Linked DNA regions of Homo sapiens: regions 2 and 3 are each linked to region 1. Evidence: chromatin contacts called from ENCODE Hi-C data. All regions are on one chromosome and are shown on one strand. The core of a region is the stretch at or near the end of the contact, and the rest is flanking DNA. Distances in the headings are between cores, read along the strand shown.

Evidence for each region. A loop is a pair of places that touch in the nucleus more often than their neighbours do. Pooled maps may share reads with other maps.
Region 2: a loop to region 1 is called in a map of CD4-positive, alpha-beta memory T cell, with 12 times the contacts of the local background. The contact joins the enhancer-like site here to the promoter of BBX in region 1. A Hi-C loop is called at or near these places in 2 of 168 maps with a recorded cell type or tissue (CD4-positive, alpha-beta memory T cell and naive thymus-derived CD4-positive, alpha-beta T cell) and 5 of 50 pooled maps.
Region 3: a loop to region 1 is called in a map of OCI-LY7, with 7 times the contacts of the local background. The contact joins the enhancer-like site here to the promoter of BBX in region 1. A Hi-C loop is called at or near these places in 1 of 168 maps with a recorded cell type or tissue (OCI-LY7), 3 of 37 single-sample maps with no recorded cell type and 3 of 50 pooled maps.

What each region holds. Positions count from the first base shown.
Region 1 is chr3:107,521,154-107,524,773 of GRCh38, forward strand. BBX (BBX high mobility group box domain containing) reads left to right here and starts at 1,809. Exons shown (of 18, transcript NM_001142568.3): 1 at 1,809-1,954. RefSeq lists an enhancer at 1,426-1,475 and silencers at 1,876-2,185, 2,216-2,305, 2,416-2,485.
Region 2 is chr3:105,751,360-105,754,979 of GRCh38, forward strand. CBLB (Cbl proto-oncogene B) reads right to left here. Exons shown (of 19, transcript NM_170662.5): 5 at 103-259. Among named protein-coding and RNA genes, the nearest start is that of CBLB, 120 kb to the right of the region's middle. Within about 2 kb of position 1,917, at least 5 of the 41 ENCODE cell types and tissues checked have a DNase peak (open chromatin) inside an H3K27ac peak, as active enhancers do.
Region 3 is chr3:106,254,886-106,258,505 of GRCh38, forward strand. No RefSeq gene overlaps it. Among named protein-coding and RNA genes, the nearest start is that of CBLB, 390 kb to the left of the region's middle. RefSeq lists an enhancer at 1,815-2,174. Within about 2 kb of position 1,991, at least 4 of the 41 ENCODE cell types and tissues checked have a DNase peak (open chromatin) inside an H3K27ac peak, as active enhancers do; they include OCI-LY7, where a contact is called at or near this core.

The sequences.
Region 1 (3,620 bases), core at 559-3,058:
GTGGCTCATGCCTGTAATCTCAACACTTTGGGAGGCCGAGGCAGGTGGACCACCTGAGGTCAGGAGTTCGAGACCAGCCTGACTAACATGGTGAAACTCTGTCTCTACAAAAATACAAAAATTAGCCAGGCATGATGGCAGGTGCCTGTAGTCCCAGCTTACTCGGGAGGCTGAGGTGGGAGAATCTCTTGAACCCGGGAGGCGGAGGTTGCAGTGAGCTGAGATCACGCCATTGAACTCCAGCCTGGGCTACAGGGTTAGACTCCATCTCAAAAATAAAATAAAATAAAATGCTGTGATTTTTTATATACTTTTCCTTTTAAAAATGATTTTTCTAAAAAAATAAACATCACATTTCTAAATACCACTTTGTTTTCTGAACTTTTTAAACTTTTCTGATTTTGTTTCTCTTTCTCCCTCTTACACAGGAGTGCTCACATGCACACATACACTCTTTTAACAACTTTATGGATGCGAGAGAAAAACCTTAAGACAGCATCAAGGAAATAAAAGGGGAACTGAAATAAGTTGCCCTAGTTGGGTTTTCTTTAAGTTTTAAAGCTACTTACCTAGGCCATAAAATCGTAGTGTTTATGTAATCTCCAAAATGTTTGTATTTGAGAATAATTCACCAACTCTTAAAACGGAAGGAACCCTAAGAAAACATCTAGGCCTAAGATAATGCCTGACACATAGTAGATGCTGAATAAACATTTAATTGAGGGAATCTGGAAAAGCTTCTTATTTTAATCTTAAAAATCAAAACCAAGTCTGAGCATTGGAGAGGTTAAGTAACTTGCTCAAGATTGCTCAGCTGGTTAAAGAGTTTAATCTACAATTTATTCCTTCTAATTTCCAGCTTTGACTTCTTTCCACCAACCTGTTGACTTATGTGTATTGAACTGTCTCATATAATCTTCTGAAGTTGCATTGTTGAAAAACAATCAGAAAGACCAGTCCTGAGGTTCATCATCTCCAAAAGTCATGCAACATATGATGTTCACATGAGATGTGAAATATGTAAAGAGTCATATATTTTTATATATAATATGCAAAATATAAATCATGTATATATTGAATCAAAGGTCTGTTTTGAAGGCTAAGGGTCAATAGCCAATCTTCCATGACTTATTTTACCTAACAGCACAGTTTGCATGTCCACACAGGTGATGGCAGTCCACTGACCAGTTAAAAGTTGTTTGGCTATTTCAGCAAAATGTTTATCTTTGTGTGTTGTTATATTGATTTTTTTGAATCTACCTACGAATGAGGCACTAACAACCTCAATGCATTAGAGTCCTGATAAACTTATCTTGCACTATTTTGGCCTATGTGATAGCTAACCCATTGACAAAAGAAATCCAAGGTGATAAAAGCCTTTCTTGGCCACTTGTTAGCCGGGTCAGGCTGTAAAATCGTAACACAATGCAGGCCTCTTCCATGGGGCACCAAAAGGCAGCGATGAAAAACCCCCCTCACTTCCATATCCAGTGGAGTTGTAGTTTATTACCATAACCCTCCCAAGTCAAAAGGACACCAGTTTCAAGCCTTGCAACTTGGTGCAGACAGGGGTTTTCCCCTTTACCCCACTCTGCTGGGCCTCTTTACCTGTCCTCTCCTACTGTCTACAGGTCCCGAACATTAGAAAATAGAAAATGTGATGATCTTTGTGTGTCTCTGTAAAATGTGTGTATGTGTGCGTGTGTTTGGGTGTAACGGGCCTCTTGTTTGGCTGCGCGGCCTGTCCGTCACTGCGCGGGCCAATGGCAGGCTGCCTTATATAAAATGAGTGTTTTCAGTCTCTCCGGGTTGCATGTACTGTATGTGGAGCAGTGTACAGTGAAGCGGAGGCAGAGCGGCTCCGCGAGCTTCTCTCCACTTTCCCATAGAGAAACCCTGACTGGCCGCTGAGGGCTAGCTACACACACGCCCTCACGCCCGGCGAGCCCGCGAGGTAGGCGCCCCCCATCCCCAGCCCTCCCTGGGCGCACTCCCCTCACTTTCTGTTTTCCTACTCACTTGCGAGCCGCCGGGCTGCAGCCCCAAGGACTCCGCGGCAGGAGCAGCGGCGGCGGCGGCGGCGGCGGCGGCGGCAGCCGGTAGGGTGGACTTGAGGAAGACGGAGGGAACCCCGCGCGTCCGGAGCCGCCGCCAGCCGGCCCGCTCCCTGGGCACTTTCCCCCTCCGCCAAAACTTTGGGTCGGGAGAGGTCGGGGGCGAGGGTCGCGGCGGCCGCGCCGGCTGGGGCCGGGGGGCGGGGGGCGCTGAGGCAGTGCCCTGCGAGCGGGAGGCTGGGGGCCGGGCTGGGGAGTAGTAGGCCAGCCGGTGCCAGGCTGCGTTTGCAACCAGCACCTCTCGGCACACAGGCAGCGCCGCCTGAGAGGGGCACGGGCGCCGGGGCGCGGGCTGGAGCGGCCCCAGGAAAACAACAACAGAGCCCTCACGCCGGCGGGCGGCTCGTGGCCGCCCGGGGAGCCCCAAACTTCATCTCGGCGAAAGTACGTGGAGCCCTGCCTGGTCTCGGCTGCCGGGGAGGTGGGGCCTGGGGAGCAGGGGCAGTGGAGGAAGGTACGAGGAGCCAGCCTTCGGTGGATTTATTGAACGTTTCGTCTGCGTTGGTGACCGGGAACAGCAGCCCAGTTGCTCGTTCATCTGGAGAGTTGGGATTTGGGTGTTCCGGCCCCGCAGATCAGTGCCCTCTCACCCCCCACCCCTACCCAAATGCGCGGCGAGTAGAGAAAGTGCTGTTTTAGTGCCAGAGTAGCCTGGAGGAAGAATAGGGGGAGAGGGGGAAGAGGGCGAGGGAGAAGGGGAGAGAGAAGAGGGAGGGAAGGGGGGGGAGAGAGGGAGACAGAGAGAGAGGGAGAGAGAGAACGGGAGGGAAGAGAGGAGGGGGAAGAGGAGGAGGGAGGCTGTGTCAGGATTTTGCTTGAATGTGGGATTATGTTGTGTCAATAAGTTTAAGGTGGAGAGAGCGAGGCTGAGGGTGGTGGTGGAGGGGAGGAGGAAGGCCTTGGCCGTTTAAAGTCTTATTTCTGAAGGTAAGTTACGGCTTTGCCTGGTCGCGATGACAGAAAACTTGCAGATCCTTTATCCGGGGATGGGGTCGATGCCTCTAGAAAGAGCTCCCTAGCCCTCTTAAGCCACACTCGTGTTACACTGTTATTTGCTGCGATCCGGGTCGCTAGTAAATTACAGAAATCAGACTCGAGGTTTCTTTTCCTCCTCCACCTCGTCTCGCTCACTCACCCTCTGAAATTTATTATCATATTTTATTTATTTTTTGGTATTGTATGAAACTTAACATAACTGAGACCGAACCCGAGTCCTGTAATTTACAAGGACCCTGAATCCCAGAATCTGGAACACGTTTATGTGTGAAATAGCCGCGATCATTTCTGCTAAATGAGGAAGGTAAAACGAAACGATGCAAAAAGCTAAGACACAACATGTACGACAGAGGGGGGGGGGGGGAGAGGGAGAGACAGAGAGAGAAGCTATTTTTTGCTTTCCTTTCTGTAGGAAGGAAAATAAAGCGTGCATTCCCCTTCCTTCCCAGTGTGTAGGGTCTAGTCAATATTTTAACTGTCTGTGGACAAATTAGTCCAGGTGGATCTTGT
Region 2 (3,620 bases), core at 667-3,166, 1.8 Mb before region 1:
ATGTGTGTGTGTGTGAGAGAGAGACAGAGAGAGAGAGAAACAGAGAGAAAAGACAGGGAGAGAGAAGAAGGGAATGGATAGACTAAGCAAGTATAAACTTACCTGAAACAGCCTGGTAAAAATATCAAATTCAAAAACTGAAATGTAATCATTGCAAGTTAAATCAATTGTTGATTTTAGAGCCATTGCTTCCAGGCCAGAGCTAATCTGGTGGACCTCATGAAGGCACTGTCTGAATACTTTCCATGGTACGATAGTTCTGTGCAAGGTGGAAAAAAAGGGAAATAATTGAATCAAGTATCATTTAAGAAATACCTCCCTTTGAAGCAGCAAAATTCAATAATAAAATTAATATAATTGTATTTGTACTACCAGACAAATATTTGAGAATATTGTTCATATTTCAGAACAAATGTAGTGGGTTCTGTTTAACTCAATTATTTTGCATTTGCTAAGAATATGACAAAAATTTAAATTAATTTTCTCTCAAACAGTCCTAGGCTATCAAGATAGCTATAGAAACATATCTGAAAAAAGGTATTAGGTCAAAGTCTTATGTGTCATGACCTCTTCATGTGTGTATACAAGGTTATTTAATAATGAATCAAGATTTAATTCTCATTTTCTAAAAACAGTCATAAGATGATGGGTCCATATAATAATAGAAATCCTTTATTCATTGCACAAATGAGTAATATGTATCAACCAATTCAAGAAGGCTAAGGTAGAAAGCCATCAAGACATTTCTGCCACAACCCTGATGTTTTCTGCAGAGATGAAAAACATACGTTATCTAACTTTTCATATTAATACAAAAGAAAAACTTAATTTTTAAACCAACCACAATGGTTATATCATGGGAGTTTATTCAATATTTATTACTTTATTCTGACTGAATATCATTCGACAAAATTTTAACATGTTATGCAGTTACATGATTCAAAAAATTTAGAAGAGCACAGAATGGTAACTAGGGAAACGTCTCTCAACCTATCCCCACCTGACCAGTTTCCAACTCACCTACCCTCTTTCCCACCATGAAAATTAGTGACACCCAGGATGCATTTCTTAGTTAACCTTCCTGCTTCAGAATAATGCCTATTCCTAATTCGGCAGAAGAAAGAAATCATTCAGTTTTTAAAACTTAAACTACAATTTTTACAACAGAATAGCATAAAAGCCGTCCCTCTTATAAGATAACATCCTCTTATAAGATAGCAAATATTTAAATCTTAGGTTTCCTTTACCAGTATCTCTGAAATACAAGACTCAGGCAGAATAAACTAAATTGTGCCTGGCCCCATGCTATATCAATCCTCTTCAATGAGATATCACCATAAAGGTACAACTTTCATATTCATTCAATAATTTTCTATAGCAGTGTTTGTCAAACTTCAGCATGCATCCAAATTATCTGAAGGGCTTGTTAACATAGCCTGATCCTCAACCCAAGATATTATGATTCAGTAGCATTGGGGTGGGGCCTGAACACTGACAGCCATAAAATGTTCCCTGAGGCTGCTGCTGCTGCTGCTGCTCTAGAGACAACACTTTGAGAGCCTACTATATCTATTCATTGCTAAAACAAGGCACTGTTGGGGAAATACAATTATAGAAATAAAGATAACATCTTTGTCTCTGAAGATCACACTTTAGGGACAGAAGTAAAACCTGTAATGCTAAAGAATCTAGAGTGGGGTATGTAAGGACAATGCTAGCTGGGTGATGGATACACAGCAAGGGCTGGAGGGATTCCAGAGAAGCAGTCTGTGGGAAGTGGCATAAATTAATGGTGAGACAGGTTGACAACACTATGCTGTATTTATAAGAGAGTTTAGGTTTCAGGTACCATTAAAAGAAGAAAAATATGAGGCTTAATACCTCAAAAAGTGTTTCTCTATGTATGAAAAAAACAGGAAACCACAGAGAACTGAGGAGAGATACCACATCAGATGCCATTTAGAAGAAACACACGTCAGGCTCTGATTAAGGTTAACAAAATGCTGCTGTTTTTTTTAAAAAAAAAAGGAACACTTTTAAGAATATTAGGAAGCTGTTGATTTACAATGAAGTATAAATATGCAATTATGTCCAGCTTCATTATAATTACCATAAAACTAATGTCTAAGAAGTACATTTTTCTTTTCCAAATTAAAGTTTCAAATACTCAACACACAAAAGGGACATTGATCATGATACTCAGAGTAAAAAAAATATGATCAGGGAACCACTGACTTCAGAACAGTATAAATTTTATTTTTCGTATGAAGAAGTTAAAGCATTTTTGTTTCGTATATAAAGTATACAACGTAAAGTGGTCAAATTGTCAATATTTATTTTGTGTATAACATATAAAGTTTTTTTAAAAAGGCCAAATAGACATCTTCCACATCTGTTACTATAAAAATTATTCTAATCTAGCATTTACAGTGAATTCAATTCATAACTCTTTTGAGCACTCAGTGATTTCCCAGAGCCAGTTATACGAGATGTATGAACTTAAGAAAATTTTAGTCTAATGTACCCCTTCATAATAACAATTTACAAAAGGACAAGCTACATTTCCACAGTACTTGTGTAAATGAAACTTTGTCAGATTACTTGTGATAAACCTCAAATCCAAAGAGGCATTCACTGGAATCTTAATTAGTGGTAGTAATAGGGATTAGGGAGCCAGGGCACTATTTTGTTAACTTTTCATATATGAGTGTTTGCGCAACAGATAACCCTCATTTGATCACTTCAGCAAAACACCCATTATTGTGTAGGAGGTGGGGCTGGGGAACAGAGGTAGGGGGAAGGGGATTTCAAGAATGAAGAATAGAAATAGAGTACAACAACAAAGTCTTTAAAAACAAACAAAAAAATTAGATTATTCTAAACTGTTGCACTAAGGCTCTAAACTTTCTTAAGACTAAGTGGCTACCATTCTTCTCTGAGGTATATGAGAGGAAGTGAACCCAGAAAGCATGAATTTTCACACCTCCATTTAAACTTCTGCAAAAAGACAGTGGTGGTTTCTACTACCTCTTCCTTTAGAGATGAAGCAAATGAGAGAAAATATCAATAGCAAATTGTTTTACAAATGTAGAAATTTCAGGGTGCTGGCAGAGACCTGGGAAGAAGAAAAGGGAAGAGAGAGAGAGAGAGAGAGAGAGAGAGACAGAGAGAGAGAGAGAGAGAGAGAGAGAGAGAGAGAGAAAATAAAAAGGCCAACTAAACTCCAAGTTTTCACTAATCCAAAAATCTTTCAATATATTCTATTGACCCTTACAATTATAAACCACTTAAGTTGCAGGCTGAATCGCTTTTAAAATACAGTGAACAAGTATAAGTAACTGTCAATCTACAAAGAATAGAATACATGACCAATGGATAGCCATGCACCTGTAATAATAATATAATTTCAGGATCTTTTTATTTCAAATAAGAGTAAGAACTGCCATTTATTGATGGCTTACTACCACCTATCTATTACACAGAAATCTATTAATGACTTTTTGTTAAAGTGATAGTTCTGTTCATATAATATCATGAGAGATAAGAACATGATAAATAAGACTATGTTATAATCCTGTTATTAGATAATGAGTTCTAGTCTGTCTACCAAAAAACAATAG
Region 3 (3,620 bases), core at 741-3,240, 1.3 Mb before region 1:
AGCAGTGTTAAGAGGAAATTTTATATTGCTAAATGTCTACATCAACAAATTAAAAAGATCTCAAAATAACAATCTAACATCACACGTAGAACTAGTAAAAACAAGAACTAATAAAAACCAAACTTAGCAGAAGAAAATAAATAACCAAAATGAGAGCAGAACTAAATGGAATTTAGACCAAAAATTCATACGAAGAATCAATGAAACCAAAAAGTTAGTTGTTTGGAAGGATAGACAAGATTGATAGAATGTTAATTATATTAACAAAGAAAGAGAGAAAATCCAAATAAGCACAATCAGAAAAGGCACAGGTCACATTACAACTGATCCTACAGAAATATAAAGGATACTCAGATACTATTATAAACATCTCTATGCAGAGAAGCTAGACAATCTAGAGGAAATTGATAAATTCCTGAAAACACACAACTTCTCAAGTTTGAATTAGGAAGAAATTTAAACAGACCAGTATTGAGTTCCAAAATTGAATCAGTAATTTAAAAAACATACCAACTAAAAAAAAAAAAAAAAAGAAAGAAAGAAGGAAAGAAAAAGGAAAAGAAAAAACCTTGGACCAGATGGATTTCCTCCAAATTCTACAAGATATACAAAGAGTTGGTACCAGCTCTACTGAAACTATTTCAAAAAATCGAGGAGGAGGTATTCCTCCCTATCATTCTACAAAGTCAGCATCATACTGATACCAAAAGGTGGCAAAGACACAATAACAACAAAAGAAACCTACAAGCAAATATTCTTGATGAACATAGATGCAAAAATCCTCTACAAAATACTTGTAAACCAAATCAAGCAGCACATCACAAAGTTAATTCAGCACAATCAAGTAGCCTTTAATCCTGGGATGAAAGGTTGGTTCAACATATAAAAATCAATGAATGTTATTCACCACATAAACAGGATTAAAAACTAAAACCATATGATCATTTCAATAGACACAGAAAAAGCTTCCAGTAAAATTCAACATCCTGTCATAATAAAGACCCTCAAGAAACTAGGCATCAGAAGAACATACCTCAAAATAATACAAGTCATGTATGACAAACTCATAGACAACATCATACAGAACAGGGAAGTTGTAAGTGAGACAGCCAGGTGGGAGGGGGCCCCTAGAGGAACTCTAACCAGCCTGCCCACTGGACTGGAACCTCAGAAAGTTTGCACCCTTTGCAATGCGGAGGAGCCCAGCCCCTCCTCTTCCTGTGCGGAACCTGAGATTCAAATAGCCAGGTGGGAAGTGCTCTAGCAGGGTACTCTGGCCGTGTGGAGGATCCGTGTCCTTTCCCCACCCGCCCCCCGGCCCTTTTCACCCAATAAAACCCTGCTTTACTCACCCTTTAAACTGTCTGTGAGCCTAAATTTTCATGGCTGTTGGACAGACAAGAGCCCCCACATTTTTACCTGAACTAAGGAAAAGTTATGCAACGTTTTTGCCGCAAATGAGGGGCTCCAGAAGTGGTGAGTGAAATGGGAACTCAAAACCTCTCACTGTGATTTCTAAGCCTTTTCAACCTCAGACGTCTGAACTTACAAGAAACTGCACCCCCACTCCTTGTCGCTTCTGGGGTTTGAACCCCCATCCCTCTCCACTCCTGGGGGTTGGGGGCCTTTTCATGGCCTTTTCCTTCCTTTCTCAGGAAGAACCAAGGAGCAACAGCTCTCAGCCCCTCCCACCTCCATGCTGGGGCTGGGACGCGGTGCCCAAGGGTCCCACACAGCCAGCAGGCTGGTTCCCAGCCATGCTGCAGCAGCTTTCCCCTTCCCCAGCCAAACGGTTTCAACTCCACGGGACAGTAATTAAACTTTTCTCCCCAGCGGAGGAACCACTTGCCTAAGAATAAGAGGTTCTTCCCCAGATATTTTTAAACTGTTTCTTTTCTTTCCCCTACTCTACCCCATCAACAAATTAACCTTTAAAGTTTTTTTGGTTTTGTTTAGCAACCCTGCCTTAGGGAATGGTTCTTTCTGGTTTGATATCTGCATGTGGCCCTATCTCTTAAAGGGCCCCATCCAGCGACTGACTTTTCTTCTGCTTGTCTGTGTGTGCTCTACGTATGATGTCTGTAAAAAGAGCTCCCTGGCCAGCATGGTGAAACCCCGTCTCTACTAAAAATACAAAAAATTAGCTGGGCATGGTGGCGTGCACCTGTAATCCCATCTACTCTGGAGGCTGAGGCAGGAGAATTGCTTGAACCCGGGAGGCAGAGGTTGCAGTGAGCTGAGATCACGCCACTGCACTTCAGCCTCAGCAACAGAGAAAGACTGTCTCAAAAAAAAAAAAAAAAGAAGAGCTCTAATTACTTTGGCGTAAAGAAAGACAAGTGCCTGGATCTAATAATTTTAAGAAATAAAAGCTATGGTACCTTCCAGTTCTGTGACTGTAATCTTTGAGAAATAAAAACAGCCCCAAGGACTATTGGTAAAATGCAGGCCGGATGCAAGGTTTGCTAAGTGTTTTGAGGTTACGAACTGCTTTTTGGGTTTTGAGAACTGTCTGTCTTGCCTGCTTCACAATTGGTAAGGCCTGGGGATATATGGAACTAACCATGCCCTTAACTAAGAAGGCAAACCTTGACTGTAGTTAGCACATAATTAAAGCTAATGTACCAAGTTTTACCTTAAAGTTAACAATTGCTAGGAGTTACCATTATAACATGTAATTGAGACTACTGAAAACAGATTTACATGCAAGGTGTATAAGAACAGTAAAATCGTGTGTGTGTGTGTGTGTGTGTGTGTGTGTGTGTATGTGTTTTGTAAAAGGTTATAAGAAGACATGGAAATGTAAACTTTGGCCTAGGGTTAAAGGATTATATTGAGTTAAATTAGGAAAAAGCTGAAGTTTCAAAGAAGTGGTGGAAAAATTTTGGAAATTAATCTTGCAGAAGAGGTTCTCAGTGTGAGCATATTGACTAAATTAAAAAAAGTATTACATGTTTTTTCTCAATATAAATTGAGCTTCAAAATAAAAGCATAACAAGGTTTTTCTAAGGTACTAATCTTCTCTTTGGCAAAATTTGTAAAGGGTTATCAAAGGCTTTTGCTTCTTTAAAATTTCTGAGTCATCATTTTGGCAAAATAAATAATTTATGGTAATCTGGATTTCTATTTCGTAATATCAAGTGTTTTAAATCTTGAACATTTAACAGCATTCCCCAAATCAAACTTCAGTTTCAAAATTGTCTTCCCTGGCACCTGGCTTTTCAAATACTTCGGAGAGCCACTGAAGTGTCCGGAAAAGAGAGGTAAGCAGGATTATTTCACAAGTTTAGGTACATGGGATTGCCAAAATTATGCTCAATCTTCTTTAGGTTATATTTTTGTGAATAATGCTAACATATGTCCCAAAATTGTATGGGATTTCTAAAATTTTAATGTATAAGTGTATGCTATCAATCATAATTAAGGTTGTTAAGTTATCGTAAACCACGGAGATAACCAAACTTTGTTGTCAATTGTGTTTTTGACTGTGACTACCCTGGACATTTTGCTATTCACAGATAATTATTGTCTTGTTTTAATCCTTTTCAAAAGATGGTTTATAATTGGCTATAAGATTTTAACAGGTGCTCTCAAATACAGACTTCCGATAACTTTGGATA